Regions from separate parts of the Homo sapiens genome. Here region 1 is linked to region 2. A link is a contact called in ENCODE Hi-C or POLR2A ChIA-PET data. All regions are on one chromosome and are shown on one strand. Each heading gives the region's core, a stretch centred on a gene start or an enhancer-like site at or near the end of the contact. The rest is flanking DNA. Distances are from core to core; before and after follow the strand shown.

Region 1 (2,744 bases), core at 194-2,693, 140 kb after region 2:
TCAGATCACCCTTCCGCGGTGGGGGGCGGACACTCTAAGAAGGGAAGACCTGGGCTCCTGCTGGCGAGAAGGCGGTGGACATTTCTTCAGTGTCTGGTGCCGCGCCCTCTGCCCAGCGTGCTCCGTGGAGGGTCTCATTGTCTTCCTCCAGACGTCTCTTTACTGGCCCATTTTACAGAGGCGGAACCGAAGCTTGGGGTGTTGGCCACAGGGCTCTAGTGTGGGAAGCCAGGCCAGGCTGGACCTCAGCCATGGGGACCCCTGTCCCTGAGACTGTGGCACCTGCCACACCCTCTGTGTGACCCGCCTAAGCCAGGAAGAGAGGGTCAGGAGATGCCTGAGCCACCAAGAAGGCATCCCAGCGTCCAGCCAGACCGGTTATCCCTCCAGAGGGCTCCCCGGCAGGACAGGCTGGTCGCCATGTCTTCAGCCTGGTGCTATTTAAAGGTGGGTGCCACCTGGGGCTGTGGCCGCAGGGCCAGGACTGGGCTGCTGGGAGCTGTGTCCCCACAGCGGAGGTCGCCGCCCCTCTCAGGCCTCGGTTTCCCCAGTTGTCAATGCCTCCACTTGGCTGTGAGTCTGTGAGGGTCACTGTGCTCACCTTTTGGGGCCCAGCGCATGGGGCAGGCAGAGGAAGGGTGGGGGCCAGCCGCCTTGCTGGGTGGTTCCCCGTGGGGCCTGGGGTATGGCTCTAAGGGAGGAGCAAGTGTGGGTGCGAATGGGGCCGCCCCATTCCTGCCGCCTCCGACGTGCCCCGCCAGCCGGCCACCGACAGGTCTACGTGGCTATCCTCCCTCCTGCCCACCTACCTGCCCAAACACACGTCCCCAGTCGTCACCTGCCCACCCACCCGCGCATTCCCACACCCTTGTGGGCCTGGCTTTCGGGAAACTACAATTTGCGGGGAGAGAAGTCCCACGAGGGCATGCCCCGGAGCCTGGCTGGTCCCACGGCTGACGCACGCGGCAGGACCTCCCGTGTCCATCTCTGTCCCCAAGCATCTCCGCCTCTGCCCCTCTCTGTCTCTGTGTCTCTCTCGTCTCTCCCGGTCATCTTCCTTGTGTCTCTTGACTGCCGCCGTCTTTCTGTCTCTGTCTCCCTCCGGGTCTCTGTCTCCCTCCAGGTCTCTGCGGCCCGCGTCTCACACTCCCGCCCCCGCAACCCGAGGTCCTAGCCCGCCCGGGGACTCGGCTGACTCACGGACACGCCCCGCGAGACAAACAACAAACGCGCGGAGGCCGAGCGCGGAGTCCCGCACGGCCGCGCCCCTGTGCACCTGGCCCCCGCCCCCGAGACGTCCCATTGGCCGGCGCCCTAGCCTGGTCCCGCCCAAGTGGACCCCGCCCCCGCCCCGAGGCACCCCATTGGCCGGCGTCCCCGCCCCAGCGAACCCGGCCCCGCCCCCGAGGCGCCCCATTGGCCCCGCCGCGCGAAGGCAGAGCCGCGGACGCCCGGGAGCGACGAGCGCGCAGCGAACCGGGTGCCGGGTCATGCGCCGCCGCCTGTGGCTGGGCCTGGCCTGGCTGCTGCTGGCGCGGGCGCCGGACGCCGCGGGAACCCCGAGCGCGTCGCGGGGACCGCGCAGCTACCCGCACCTGGAGGGCGACGTGCGCTGGCGGCGCCTCTTCTCCTCCACTCACTTCTTCCTGCGCGTGGATCCCGGCGGCCGCGTGCAGGGCACCCGCTGGCGCCACGGCCAGGACAGTGAGTGCGGGGCGGCGGGGGCCTGGGGTGGGGAGGCGGCGGGTGACGGCAACGCGGCCGCCGTCTTCACGGTGACCTGCGCCCGCGGGGGAGTCCCGGAGGCTCCTCTGTGCAGCCTCGGCCTCAGTTTCCGTGGTCTGTGAGATGGGTGCAGCCTGCCTGGTGGGAGGGTTGCACTGTTAAAGCGAAGGCTGCAGCGGCGGACCCGGCTCAGGGGCAGAGAAGCGTCCGTGTGGTACAACCCTGTGGGTGGGGCCACCCATCTGCAGGTGGGAAACTGAGGCTCCAGAGGGGCTGGGGCAGGCCCAGCTGCATGGCGGAAGCGGCGGGGGGCTGACCTCCGGACTCCTGACATCACAGAATCCAGTCAGGGCTGCCTGAGTCGGGGCCCCCTCTGCTTCTTCCCAGACACCCCATCTGGCAGGTGAGGACAAGGAGGCACACAGAAGGGATGGGACCTGCCCAGGGTCACACTGACAGGGGTGGCGGAGCTGGGTCCCCACAGGGCCCAGGACGTCACGGAGCGGGCGTCTCTGTCCCCAGGGTCTGCCGAGCACACTGAGGTAGGCCCTCAGTGTTTGTGGAATGTCAGGAGCAAGAGGAGAGGCTGGGCACAGCAGGGGATGTGGGTACCTGGAGGCCAGGGGAGTCGGTGTCCCCGCCGGGCGGGGGGCACTGGGAAGGGGGCCCGGGCCCGCTGGCTGCCGCCTGAATCACCACCATCAGGGCAGGTAATCACCCCCTGTCCTTCCCACCGCTTTCATCTGGGCGCCAAGGCCCTCATTAGGCCGCACGTGACGAGGGCGGACAGGGGACTGGCTGGGCCGGTCCATCCATGGCGGGCATGGCCAGGCGGGGTGGCCTCGGGCCGGGGCAGAGGCCTGGCTCCGCTGCCTGACCTGGAACAGTCTCTGCCTCTCTCCAAGCCTCGGTTTCCCCAGCTGGACGGTGATGGGGGTGAGGGCTAGCTGAGGGCTCTCCTGCCCTTCGTGCATTCGCTGGTCACTAATCGGGCACCTTGTGGGTGCTGTGCTCCGCAT
Region 2 (2,700 bases), core at 40-2,539:
CATCACGACTGCCACCACAGGCCCTCATTGAGCTAGGAGCAGAGCACCCTGGGAACCACAGCGGAGGAGGGTGGGGGGCGAGGGGGTGAGGGGGTGGGCAGAACCTGGGTAAGGTGAGGAGCAGCCCGGGCAGAGTCCCAGAGGCCCTGGGAGGGTCCCGGTGATGCAGGGGGGTAAACAAGCCACCAGCGGAGACAGAACCAGTGTGCGGGGCTTGGAGGAACAGGTGGGTGGATTCCAGTGCGTTTGGAAGATGAGGTTCCCAGGACTCGCTGATGGCAGCTGTGAGTGGGAGTCCAGCCAGCATCCCTTCCAGATCCCTCTTGTGGACCGAGATCCAGGTCTCAGTGTAGACCAAGGAACAGAGGCAGCCCCTACTCGGGCTCCCAGGCTCCAGCCAGGCCTGCTAGGTGGGCGGCCTCTGCCCGTGTGATGGAAGGAAGCCAGGCTCAGAGATGGGGTGACTTGTCCCACGTCCTGGAGGGTCTCACAGCTCCACCACGGCCAGGAGACTTCAGTCCAGGGGGCCTCCATCCCCAGCGACCTTCACCTGACCCCCAGGGGACCCCAGCCAACAAGACCCGGCCTGCAGCTCCGGAACGGGGGAGGGCTGCTCTCCACCGCCCCTGTGCGGCCGCCCGGGAAAGTGCAGGCGGGCCGGGCGCGGTGGCTCACGCCTGTGATCTCAGCACTTTGGGAGGCCGAGGTGGGCGGATCACCTGAGGTCGGGAGTTCGAGGCCAGCCTGCCCAACATGGAGAAACCCTGTCTCTACTAAAGATACAAAATTAGCCAGGCGTGGTGACGCATGCCTGTAATCCCAGCTACTGGAGTGGCTGAGGCAGGAGAATCGCTTGAGCCCGGGAGACAGAGGTTGCGGTGAGCTGAGATCGCACCATTGCACTCCAGCCTGGGCAACAAGAGCGAAACTCAGAAAAAAAAGAAAAGAAAGTGCAGGGGACCCGCCGTCGGGGTGGGGGCGGCGCTGCCCAGCCTCTGTCCCACTTCCATGCACTTGACCTCGACCCTCCGGCCTCCGTCTGCGATCTTCCCGTGCCTGAATATGAGGCTTGGAACAGACCCAGACCTTCCTGCCTGCCCGTCCTGAGTGGCCCCGGGACCCCGCCCCATCTTTGGCCCCCAGCCCCTGCCTCTCTGCCGCCTCCAGGGTCGGGGGTCAGGCCAGGAAAGCCCCTTGGGAAGCCCCCGGGGAGCAGCTGGAGCGGGGTCGCCGGGCGGCGGGAAGGAGTGGGCGCCTCTATTTAAGCGGCTTCCCCGCGGCCTCGGGACAGAGGGGACTGAGCATGGATTTCGGACTGGCCCTCCTGCTGGCGGGGCTTCTGGGGCTCCTCCTCGGTGAGAAGGGGAGGGGGCGCGGGAGAGAGGAGTGAGTTAGGAGGGGGCTCAGGAGAGAGGAGGGGGCTCAGGAGAGGGGAGGGGGCTCAGGAGAGAGGAGAGGGCCCGGGAGAGAGGAGGGGGCCCAGGAGAGGGGAGGGGGCTCAGTAGAGTGGGGGGGCTCAGGAGAGAGGAGGGACGCAGGAGAGAGGAGGGGCGCAGGAGAGAGGAGGGGGCTCAGGAGAGTGGAGGGGGCTCAGGAGAGAGGAGGGGCGCAGGAGAGAGGAGGGGGCGCGGGAGAGAGGAGGGGGCGCGGAGGGGAGGGGGCGCAGGAGAGAGGAGGGGGCGCAGGAGAGTGGAGGGGGCGCGGGAGAGAGGAGGGGGCGCGGGAGAGGGGAGGGGGCTCGGGGGAGAGGAAGGGGCGCGGTGAGCGGGGAGGGGACGCGGGAGAGAGGAGGGAGTTAGGAGGGGGCTCAGGAGAGGGGAGGGGGCTCAGTAGAGTGGGGGGGCTCAGGAGAGAGGAGGGACGCAGGAGAGAGGAGGGGCGCAGGGGAGAGGAGGGGGCGCAGGAGAGTGGAGGGGGCTCAGGAGAGAGAAGGGGCTCAGGAGAGAGAAGGGGCGCAGGAGAGAGGAGGGGCGCGGAGGGGAGGGGGCGCAGGAGAGAGCAGGGGGCGCAGTAAAGTGAAGAGGACTCAGGAGAGAGGAGGGGGCGCGGGAGAGGGGAGGGGGTTTGGAAGAGAAGGGGGGCTCGGGAGAGGGGAGGGGGCTCGGGAGAGGGGAGGGGGTTCGGAAGAGAAGGGGGGCCCGGGAGAGGGGAGGGGGCCCGGGGGAGAGGAAGGGGCGCGGTGAGCGGGGAGGGGACGCGGGAGAGAGGAGGGAGTTAAGAGGGGGCGCAGGAGAGAGGAGGGGCTCGGAGGGGGCGCGGGAGAGACGAGGGGTGCTCAGAGTTAAGGGGCTCCGAGATAGGGGGTGATTGGTGATCCTGCCAGAGGAGGGGGCTCGGAGGAGGCAGGGGCTGAGAGGGGAAGTTGCGGGGCTCCGCGCGGCCCCCTGACCCGCAGCGAAACTGGCTCCAGGCAGCTGGGGTTCGGGGGACTGGGGCAGAGGCGGCGGTCGGGGCGGGGTTCAGGGACCGAGCCTGGGAGTCCGGGTAGCGGCGGGGCAGGGGTCCGGGGGTGCAGCGGAGGGTCCGGGAACCGGGCAGAGGCGGGGCGGGGTCCGGGGGTGGAGCGGGACGCAGGGCCGGTGGCGGGGCGGGGTCCGGGACTCCGCGGGGCTGAGCGAGAGCCGCGGTCGCCGCAGGCCAGTCCCTCCAGGTGAAGCCCCTGCAGGTGGAGCCCCCGGAGCCGGTGGTGGCCGTGGCCTT

What was found. Hi-C counts contacts between places; a loop is a spot of excess contacts on that map. ChIA-PET counts read pairs that join two places held with the same protein, here RNA polymerase II (POLR2A). Pooled maps may share reads with other maps.
Region 1: a pooled map shows a loop between it and region 2 (2.5-fold over the local background). The contact joins the promoter of FGF22 here to the promoter of MADCAM1 in region 2. A Hi-C loop is called at or near these places in 3 of 168 maps with a recorded cell type or tissue (CD14-positive monocyte, gastrocnemius medialis and naive thymus-derived CD4-positive, alpha-beta T cell), 7 of 37 single-sample maps with no recorded cell type and 20 of 50 pooled maps. POLR2A ChIA-PET finds 5 or more read pairs at or near these places in 2 of 52 experiments (HEK293T and activated T-cell).

The regions. Positions count from the first base shown.
Region 1 is chr19:638,436-641,179 of GRCh38, forward strand. FGF22 (fibroblast growth factor 22) reads left to right here and starts at 1,444. Exons shown (of 3, transcript NM_020637.2): 1 at 1,444-1,704. The coding sequence starts at 1,491. RefSeq lists an enhancer at 60-785 and a silencer at 1,127-1,616.
Region 2 is chr19:495,197-497,896 of GRCh38, forward strand. MADCAM1 (mucosal vascular addressin cell adhesion molecule 1) reads left to right here and starts at 1,290. Exons shown (of 5, transcript NM_130760.3): 1 at 1,290-1,355; 2 at 2,637-2,700. The coding sequence starts at 1,304. RefSeq lists a silencer at 608-657.